Linked DNA regions of Mus musculus: regions 1 and 3 are each linked to region 2. A link is a loop called in an ENCODE intact Hi-C map of the cell type or tissue named here. Cell type or tissue: gastrocnemius. All regions are shown on one strand. Links, peaks and the distances in the headings refer to the core of each region. The heading gives the core; the rest is flanking DNA.

The links. Hi-C counts contacts between places; a loop is a spot of excess contacts. Peaks named below come from ENCODE experiments on the same cell type or tissue, not always from the same donor. Only the 100,000 strongest peaks of a DNase experiment are listed, where the experiment ranks them.
Region 1: it touches region 2 in a loop (20-fold over the local background); 14 of 42 quality-filtered maps call a loop at or near these places.
Region 3: it touches region 2 in a loop (13-fold over the local background); 17 of 42 quality-filtered maps call a loop at or near these places.

What each region holds. Positions count from the first base shown.
Region 1 is chr7:134,564,725-134,568,185 of GRCm38, reverse strand. No RefSeq gene overlaps it. Among named protein-coding and RNA genes, the nearest start is that of Dock1, 100 kb to the left of the region's middle. In gastrocnemius, for the core only: a CTCF peak has its summit at 1,659 (motif pointing right); a DNase peak (open chromatin) is centred at 1,662.
Region 2 is chr7:133,855,161-133,858,621 of GRCm38, reverse strand. All of the region lies in intron 2 of Fank1 (fibronectin type 3 and ankyrin repeat domains 1), which reads right to left. Among named protein-coding and RNA genes, the nearest start is that of Gm51500, 77 kb to the left of the region's middle. In gastrocnemius, for the core only: no CTCF peak of the experiment used is centred there; a DNase peak (open chromatin) is centred at 2,150.
Region 3 is chr7:134,347,478-134,350,938 of GRCm38, reverse strand. D7Ertd443e (DNA segment, Chr 7, ERATO Doi 443, expressed) reads left to right here. Exons shown (of 9, transcript NM_001199941.1): 3 at 1,111-2,227. Among named protein-coding and RNA genes, the nearest start is that of D7Ertd443e, 16 kb to the left of the region's middle. In gastrocnemius, for the core only: a CTCF peak has its summit at 1,886; a DNase peak (open chromatin) is centred at 1,913.

The sequences.
Region 1 (3,461 bases), core at 443-2,942, 710 kb before region 2:
CCAGGTCTAGTGTCTCTCTCTTTGCCTGCTGCCTACATATCAGGATATAAAGCTCTCAGCTACTGCTCTGGTACCACGCCTATCTGCTTCCTACTATGATGATAGTGGACTAATCCTCTGAAACTGTAAGAAAGCCTCCAGTTAAATAATTCCTTTTATAACAGCTGCTTCTGTCAATGGTATCTCTTCATAGCAATAGTACAATAGCCACGACAGAAAGTTTGGAAAAGAAAAAAATAAGGGGCGCATACGATGGCTCATCTTTATCTCTCTTTATTTTGGGGTCTCAGAGGAAAGAGGACATGAGTTTGATAACATGAATGTAATTTTAAAATGACTGTTACCTTCCAGTCTCACCGAGCGACATCAAGGTTGTACAATAGTGTACATTGCAGTTCACTCTCAGTGCAATGCCCATGTAGGGACTGCCTGCTGTCTAAGAGACTCTGCAATGAGCCCTTTCCCATGCTGCTTTGCTTGGTTGGAATACTGACTTCATAAGGTGGGATCCCATTATGGCTTGAATGTGAAATGTGCCTTGTAGGCTGATATGGTTGAAAACTTGGTCCCCTGCTGGCAACAAACTGTGGGAGTATTGTGAAACCTTTGGGAGGCAGAGCCTTGCTGGAAGCTCTGTAGCCTAGGAATACTTCCTATCTAACTGTAGGTACAACGGAGCCAGCTGATCTTCTGCTCTGCTGCCATGCTCCCCTCACCATGATGGACTGGTCCCTTGAACTGTAAGCCACACTTACCCTTCTTCCCTTATGTTGCTTTTTGCTAGCTATTGTTTTACAGCTATGCTCCCATCTTCCTTAGTTATTCTTTCTGTTGTTGTGATAAACACTATGACCAAAAGCAACTTGGAAAGGAAAATATTTATTTCATCTTACAGCTTGTATTTCATCATGCAGGGGTATCTGGAGGCAGATGAAGAAATGCTGCTTACTGGCTTATTCACTCTAACCTGCTCATCCTGCCTCCTTATATATACCAGGGCCTAGGGTTGGCTCCATCCACAATGGACCAGACCCTCTTGAATAATCACTAATTAACAAAATGTCCTCCTGAATGGAGAACCACAATTTTCAGTTGTGGTTCTCTCTTCTCAGATAATTCTCAGATAATTCTAGATAATTGTGTCAAGTTGACAAAACTAAACAGAGTTCAAATATAACCAGGACACTCATAGCTGAGTGAACTTATTGGCAAGCTGTAGACTGACTCTGTGTGACTCTACCCTTGTCATTTGACCATCAAGTGGCTATGCCATGTCCTACCTTAGCTCCCTTTACTCCTAGGTCTATATTCTTTGCCCTGGATAATTTCTTGATTGTGTTTTCTCAGCAGATCAGGGGTGTAAACCATGAAAACGTTGCATGTCCTCTTCCCTCGTCTGCCAGATGTCAATTCTCAGTGTGACACAAGGGAACGGTGTCTGAGCATACCTGACATTTCCACCTGGTGTTACGTCATACGTCAGTTGCTTTGATTTTCATCTCAGAGTCTCTTCTTTAGGACTGGGCACATGTACTTTTGTGGACTTCTGGACTCCCTGGGACATCTAGCTTGGGTGCACTGAGTGTGACTGGAGTGTGCCTTGGTCTTCCCAGGAAGTGAACAGAAGCAGGCATTGCACAGGGCAAATAAATGCAGCTACCACCAGGGGGCACTCTAACCTTTATGTGGTTTGTACCTGGAGGTACAAATGGCCCCATCACCTTCTCCACAGAGGAAGGTAGTTTCTCTGAGATTTACGGTCTCCTTTGGCTCAGACACTGCTTTGTGAGGATAAATCTCTGTGGTTTCTACATGCTATGGAATCCGTATGCGCTCTGCTGGCATATTGCAGTTGAAAAAAAAAATGAGCCTCTTGAAGGCATTCCCCCTTGTATCTTACAGTGATGGATGACTATGGCTGAAGCTGTCTTTTCCCAGAGCACAAATGCATTCCGTTGTTCTCTTTAGAACCCACTGTTCAATTGATTCCGACACTAAAATATAATAAGTGGTGTCAGGGAAAGGTTGGTGGGTGGTTTGGAATTGTGAGCCGAATCCTCTGCCTTCTGGCCCTTGCTGAGTTTAGTTAAATGCAGTGTTCAGGTGCCAGTCAGTAGCTCAGTCAAGTGGAAGGGGAGCCAGGGCTTGGGATTGGGGAGTGAAAGATTGTATTATGTAATGGAAACTACTTTTATCTCTAGCTGCCCAAATGTAACTGGCTTGAAATTCCTCTGACCAAGATTGTGATGTTGGAAAATGCAAGGTGATTTGGGCCTCACAGAAGGGATAGCCCAGCCGAGTCTGGGCCAGTGTGTTTGTAGTTTGTTCAATGATTTTCATATGCTGCCTGGGCAGCATCCTTTGTAATGAATCCCAGAGTGGAGGCAGGGCATGGATGGCTGAAGCTGGACAGTAGTGTGTATCTTGGTTCTGAGACAGGAGAGGCCAGGCTACCAGGCAGTGCTCCATCCCTTATGTGGGTTGACATATGGTGTGTTTGATATTCTCACCAAACTGACTATCAAGGTCCAGCTATCAAAGTGTTGAAGTCCAGCAATCAAAAGCCCCTTTGGTTCACCTAATTAACACATCCAACCAAAAATAAACACCTTATCCTAACATGGGGTTTCCCCTTGTCTCTTTATAAACTGCCATTTTCCTATGTGCCATGTCTGGGTCCTCTATCCAGAGCTAGCCCTTCGTCTCACTCTGGGTCAAGCACCTCATCCCTTTCTTCCTTTCTCCTTTTCTCCCCTCTCCTTTATTCCCTCCCCTTCTCTCTCTTGTTCGATCTCCTGCTTTTGTGCCTTATCCCTGCACTCTGCCTCCTGGGGCGACTAAATATCCTTTTACTGAGAACTTGGATTTGGGGGTCCTGGGCTGATGCTTTTCCTTTCAGAGGACATGGGCATTTAGTTATTTGTGGGCTGGCCAAAACAGACCCAATTTATCCAGTAGATAGATTTTGAAGAGGAAGAGATGCCCCCCTTTTTTTGAGGAAGAGATCTTAACACTGAGAAAAGTAACCATGAATGTTGAGGTTGGCCATGAAAGGCTGGTCCTGATCACCAATGGAGGCAATACAGCTAAATGTTTTTTACTTACAAGAAACAAAACAAAACAAAAACAGTTTACATTTGGAAACTTGTCATCCTGGTCCTTTAATAAGAAATATCTCTATAGCATCTTTGGTTCTTCTCCTGCGCTGACAGAGCCTATGTTCTAGGCAAAGAAGCACAGACCCCACACTACATTAGAGAAGTTGATTCTTCTAGAGGAAGAGTTTCTTCCTTGGTGCAATCGTGTATGTGCACATGCACATGCACACACACACACACACACACACACACACACACACACACCTGTGTACATGCGCATACACACATTCATACTTGTCAATCTACATTTTGCTTTCATAAAATTTTGCTTTTACCTTCTTTAATATGTGACATATATTGTCT
Region 2 (3,461 bases), core at 648-3,147:
AGCCAGTGCCATCACAGGCAGCTGGGAGACAGACAGACACACAGTTGGCTATACAGCCATATAAGATAATAAAGAATGGTTCTGATTGCATTAAAAAAAGTGTTTGAATTTTTAAAAAATCAGACAAGCATGAGAAACATAAATACACTCACCACAATGTGACCTCTCTAAACCAAGCAGAATAAATGTCCAGAAATACTACATGGGCTGAAAATTATAATCTAGAAAGTAAGGATGGCTCAGACTGGAGCAGGTGACTCTTAGGAATGGGTAGACTATATCGCTCAGTGAGCGTCCTCACTATGGTTTGGGTAGGGTTGGTCCCCTAAGGTATGGGTGGGCATGCCTGTGAGTGTGTGTGTGTGTGAGTGTGTGGTACGGTGTGGTGTGAGCACGTGTGCACATGCAAGTCTACACACAGTCTCCCTTGCCTGAGGGCATTCACTCACACCCTGTAGTTAATAGAGGTCTAGTACACTGGCAAACTTTAAGGTGTTCTGCTTTGGTTTTTGAGGTGAAGCCTTGGAAATCTGTCTAGGCTAGTCCCCATCTCCTGGCCTCAAGTGACCTCCTCTGTCTTGGCCTCCCAAGTACCTGGGATTACAGGCCTGAACCGGGATCCACTTGCAAATGCTTTAAATCTTTCACTAAAAGCATCCTGTGTCCAAACAGTTCACACACTCCTCCTCTGTCTCCCCCCTCAATTATGGCACAAGCTTCCTGATTAATCCTCTCTGCTGCCTACTGCCCCTCCTCCCACAGCCTCATCTCAGGCAGCCACAGTGGCCCTCATAGACCATGTAGACCCTGCCTCTTCTGGACGAACAACTTCACTTGCTCCCCCCAACCTCTTTCTAGTAAAAGCCAGTGCTCTCTGGATAAGTCACAGCCACACCTTTACCTCTTGCTACCTTGTCGACCTCATCAACACCCCCACCTGCTCACACCTCTTCTCCACATTCCTCCATGAGCTTTCCTGTTTGACACTGCTTTGGCCTGGAAAGTCCCCTTCAGTACCCCACACTTGCTTCAGGCCCTTAATCCTGGTCCCAGACCCCTAACCTGCCCCATTCTTTCTTCTTTAGGACCTAGCACCCCTGACACACTATACATTTTTACTTGCATGTCTCATTTAGCAGGTGTTTTTCTCAACATGAGGAATTCCTATCTGACTCCAGTGCCATATTTCTGGCTTTTGGGACACTGTTTGCAATGTCATGTGCACTCAGTAATACATGACATGACGTGAATAAAAAGCACAAGAGGGTGACAACTGTCACAGCAAGGAAGGGCAACAGTAAGACAGCAAGACAGTTGATGCAGAATATTACTCTGGCAGGACAAGGGCACAGAGAACAAGAAACACACAGAGAGGATGCCAAGGCATATTCAAAAGACAGGAAGTGCCTACATCAGAGACAGTTTGTGCTCAGAAAGAAGAGGTAATCAAGCAGGTGTGGACAAGCTGCACACACACACACATGCACCATGTATATCACACAAAGAAACAGACAACACAAATATGTGCATACATGCACATGAGTGCACACACACATACACACGGACAGCTTTAAAAGGGAACAACCTTCACAGTGGAACATGATTAAACAATACCCTAAGGAGTCAGACTGTATGGCAGCCTTCACCTTCCATGTAGAGAAGACCCACTTGAGATGATATGACAAATGAGAGTGAAAAAAACAAACAACAAGTCAACCTTCAGGTTAGAAAGAAGAGACAACGAGCAAAAAGACTCATCTCACTGGCAAATTCTGGGTAGTTCAGGGCGTGGGACACACAGGAACCAGACAGAAATAGAACAGAATACCCTGGCCTCAGGAAGGGGAGCAGAGGGGGAACCCACAAAACTAGGTAACTGTACTTCTGAGAAGTATAAGGGAAACCCAAGCCAAAGATCACTCCAGTGATACAGACTACAAAGTGCTGATGGACCAGAGCCAAACTGCCAGGGCATGAGGAAGCCCCAGTACCACCAGCCCAGCATGCAGTAGATAACCATCCTAGTAAAGAAGGCATTTGCCTTAATGATCTAATGAGGTGGAAGATGAATGAGGTTGAGGCTGCTGCAGTCCAAGCCTGCCACCTAGTGGTCAGATACATGCACACACTTTTCCAAGGGATAAAACCTTTCACTAAAAGGCCCTTGGAGCCAGGGTGTGCAGATGATGCCACCAGCTCTGGATGGCAGACCGCTATCCCAGACTGTTCTCTGGCCAGACCACAGCCAGGCTTCTGGGGCCAACTGAATGACGCAGACACTGTATCAGCTGGAGGCTGGTGCACGTGGCTGGTATCTGTCTAGATGAACCCTGGGCACTTGGTATCAAAGAAAGAAACAAGGAGAGAGAGGGAGAAGAAGGAGAAAAAGAAGAAGAAGAAGAACAACAACAACAACAACAACGAGGAGGAGGAGGAGGAGGAGGAGGAGGAGGAGGAGGAGGAGGAAGAAGAAGAAGAAGAAGAAGAAGAAGAAGAAGAAGAAGAAGAAGAAGAAGAAGAAGAAGGAAGAACAAGAAGAACAAGAACAAGAAGAAGAGAGAGAGAGGGAGAGAGAGAAGGAGAGAGAGGAGAGGGGAAGCAGAAGAGAGAGAGAGAGAAGAGAGGGGAGGCAGAGGGAGAAAGAATAGAGGAAGGAAAGAAAAAAGGAAGGAAAAGGGCAGGCCAAGAAGCAGCAGAAGCACATAGCCAGGACAGTTCCCCCATGCTCTGGCCAAGTCAGACAAGCAGAAGGCTGTCTTTTTCTCCCTCCATTAAAAAATACTTAAATATAATTAAAGATGAGAAGGATGGTTCAGTGGGTAAAAAGAGCATCAGGGCCTGAGTTCAGATCCTGGAGAGATGGCTCAGCGGTTAGGAGCACTGACAGCGGGTGGGAGTGGGTGGGTGGTTGGGGGAACACCCTCATAGAAGCAGGGAGAGGGGGGATAGGACAGGGGGCTTGGGGGAGGGGACCGGGGAAGGGGACAACATTTGAAATGTAAATAAAGAAAATATCCAATAAAAAAAATAAAAAAAAAGAGCACTAACTGCTCTTCCAGAGGTCCTAAGTTCAATTCCCAGCAACCATATGGTGGCTCACCACCACCTGTAATGGGCATCTGGTGCCATCTTCTGCTGTATCTGAAGAAGCGACAGTATACCCACATACATGAAATAAATAAATCTTTTTTTAAAAAAAGAAAGAAAGCTGGCTGTGATCCCACACACTTGCAACGCCAGCACTGGAGTGGGGAGAGATAGGAGGAGAGTTGGGGTTTGCTGTCCAGTCAATTTAGCAGGTGGTCATTGCCAGAGGGCAAGCTGGGTGTTAATGAAAGAACTTGTTTCAGTGGAATAGGGGCTAAATGAAAAAGCAGGGCACTCAACACACTCCTCTGGCCCCCATGGGTACCTATCCCTGCACATGCACATATACATGCACACACACATATGCACACACA
Region 3 (3,461 bases), core at 443-2,942, 490 kb before region 2:
TTATTTAAATATATGAATATTAAATCTGCCATGAAGGAAACACAAATCCTATACTTGTTCTTACATCTTGAGAAAGGCAAACCCAAGCTTTCTTCCATGGTACCTAGGCCTACCCTTTATAGATGCTTTTTTCTTGAGATGGTAGCAGACCAGCTGTGACTCTGTTCACACTCCCTAAATCACCTCCATCAGGGTTGCTAGTGTATGCATGTGGGCTAACATCTTCAACAGTCCACACTCAGAATTTCAGACCTGTGCTCACAATGTTCTAGGTGATTCTAAGGTACGCTAGGGTTTGAGATCTGCTCTTGAATGCTTGTGCACCCTATCGATGCCTTTTGGCTTCCAAGGCTGTAGTTTCTATCATTATTTCAGAGTCTCTGCAATTTTGTGCACAAGGTCCAGAGGGCTCTGTCACACTAAGTGCTGGGCTGTGGTCACATTGAGTGCTGGCCTGGGGTCAGCCTTCTGCAGTACTCATCACACATACATGAAAACACAAGAAGAGACAGATTATCCTTTTTATTCTTTATCTGGTTAAGCATGGATAAAAAAAAAAAAATCACAGTGCCTTTGCGATCCCGGTCCTGCCAGGGTCTTTCTGGGGCTGAGCTGGATGGCGAGTGTCGATGGCCCAAAAGAAACACAGTGAGCCAGGAATCTTGTCAAAGCAGGAGCTCAACTTTATGGCATCAGCCTCTCACTTATTTAAGTTTGGAGCATAGGAAGGGGGATTTTTTTGGTGGGGTAAGATGATATAGGAGGCGGGGAAGGGTGATGGAGGGTGCAGAGGCAGGGCCAAACAGGTCTTGCTGAGCCACCCTGAAACGGAAGTGACTGAGACCGACCTCAAAACTCAAACCAAGCTCGGGTTTGTCCTCGAGGCTCAAACCAGAACCAAAATGGGGCCCAACGTGCCTTATTCTACACGTAGTGATTTACATAAGGGCTTAAGAACTGCTAATTAGAAAGCATGGAACTCCTTGATCATTTAAACGTGGACCAATGCTCCTCATAGAGTATCCCCATGACCTGTAAGAGTTCACTACCTGCATTCCTATGAACTGCTGGAATAATTGAGGTTTTTTGTTTATTTTTTCTATTTTCTAGGAGACACTGGCATCACAGAACACAAGAATGATATCACCTGTGGTCATTTCCCGGCTGATTGATGAAAAGAAATCTATGGAAAATGGAGCAATATTGCCACAAGCCATTGCTCAGCCTCAGCTGTGTCCCACAAAGCCAGCTTTGGCCAGGCGCGATGGAGTGAGCATGCACAGGCGATTTGCTTTATCTCCAGACAGACTGGGAATTTTGACTCCATCAGATGATCAAGGACTGGAGACAGAACCGCTGTCTACAGGGGACAATCTAGGCAAAGGTTCCCACAGCGGTTTCTCGTCTATCACCATTACTGCCCGACGTGTGGGCCCTCCAGCCAGCAGCTTGGTATGGGACACTTTTAGGGACCCACTGTGTCCCAAGTGCAAAGCCAAGGATGCTCTGTTCCAAGAGCCCCCAGTTCTGGCTGGTGATGCCCATCTCTGTCAGCACAATAGACCCTTCACCTGTACAGAGTCCCCCAGCAATGGCTCCGTAGAGGGGATGAAGGTTTTCCAGGCTCACTCAAGGCTGAGTGCAAGGCAGGACTACTGGGTCACCCACACGAATGACAATGAGGACAGTTTTTCTTCAGACAATTCACCATCGAGAAAAGTCCCACTGGTGTTCAGTTCTTGTGTCCACTTCCGGGTGTCTCAGCAGTGTCCCAATGCCATTTACTATTTGGACAAGTCTCTTTCTGTTCCCCTTGAGCGACCTCAAATTGCTAGCCCCAAAATGCACAGGTCTGTCCTGTCTCTCAGCCTCCGCTGTAGTTCCCACCAGTTAACAGCAGATGGAGTAGACAGCTCAGCTAATGGAGAGCCAATCAGCACAGCTCTATCACAGGAACTCTCGGAGGGAAAGCAGGACCTCCTAGGTCCACAATGGGGCCAGCCACAAGGTGGTCACTGGAAGGAGAGCCCAGCATTGGTGCCAGTACATTTGGGGAGTGGCACATGCCCTCGGACTGGCTCCCCTCCACTGGAAAATGTCAAATTTGCAGACGTGGGAAGGAACCAGGTCCCAGTACGAAAGGAGAAAGAGGACCATGCAACATGTACCAGTAGCAGCCACACCAACCAACTCTCCATCCATATTCCCGGCTGGAGTTACAGGGCTGGTGAGTAGATGTTCACCTCAGAAGGTTATCCAATATCAGTGTCCAGCTAAGGGAGGGCTACTGAATTTCTTCTGTATAGCATCATCCCAGTAGATCGATCACATTGAGCATTTGGTCATCTCTGCTCCAAGTCAGCAGTTCATAAATTAGTGCTGTTGTCTGATTAGACAGATGTTCTCAGATTTGTAGATAACAAGAAACCTTCCATCAAGATCCCTATCCCAACAACAGTGCCAGGCCATACAGGCAACCCATAGCAAGCAGTGGCTTCCACAGCTGAAATAGAGTATGCTCACACCACATTCCAGAACAGGATAAGTAGAATAAAATGACACCCACACCCAGATTTTGTTTTTAACTTCTCAGGGGTCCAATGACTATTGAGAGTTCTAGAATCTGAGGTTTTTGCTTTTTAATCCTATCATTGATAAATGTGTTAGCATCAACATTTAAAAACTACACCTGAGTTGTATAATGGTGTGTGTGTGTGTGTGTGTGTGTGTGTGTGTGTGTGTGTAGGTGTGTAGTAAGTACAGCATGTTTCCTAATTGGGAAGTTGGAATGTTCCTTACCAATCAGCAGCAAAAGGAATCATGTGTCCTGGGTTGTGTCTGGAGCATCCTGGCTGGGCTTTGTTGCTATTTCTGCTATTTCAGGGCCAGACAGAATTTCCCAGGTGGGCTTCTCTGAGACCCTTTGGCTTTCGGGAGAGGAAACGAGTCTGTCTTGGAGGGAAGCAGCCCAGATTTCTCTGTCTCTGTCTCAGTTGTACTTTCTGTGAGACTGACTGGTTTATGAGTCATGGACTTTCCACTTGGGGAAAATATTTGAAAGAAATAATAGTAAAACTAAAAACGCAGCATATGCATAGTAATTTTATAGCATGAATTTCTTATCCATTTAGCATTTATTAATAAAAATGACTGTAAAACACTTAAAAACTATAATGCATGTGGAAGTATTAAATGATGTAATTAATTTTAACAAGTGTAGATATATTGGATGTTCAGAGATCTTTAGCGCCAATTCAATATAGCTTTTGGATTGATTAAACTATTGAAATGCCTGCATCAACACACTCATTGCATGCAGGAAAATGCAAGCAGTTGTTCTCTGTTCCAAAGATAAACGCCACTTTTGTATTTAAGGAAGTGCTCAAGCTGAACGCTTCATCCTTACTGATGATGATTCCAGAAATAGAGAGACTGCACTCTATGGTGAACGTGACTAGATG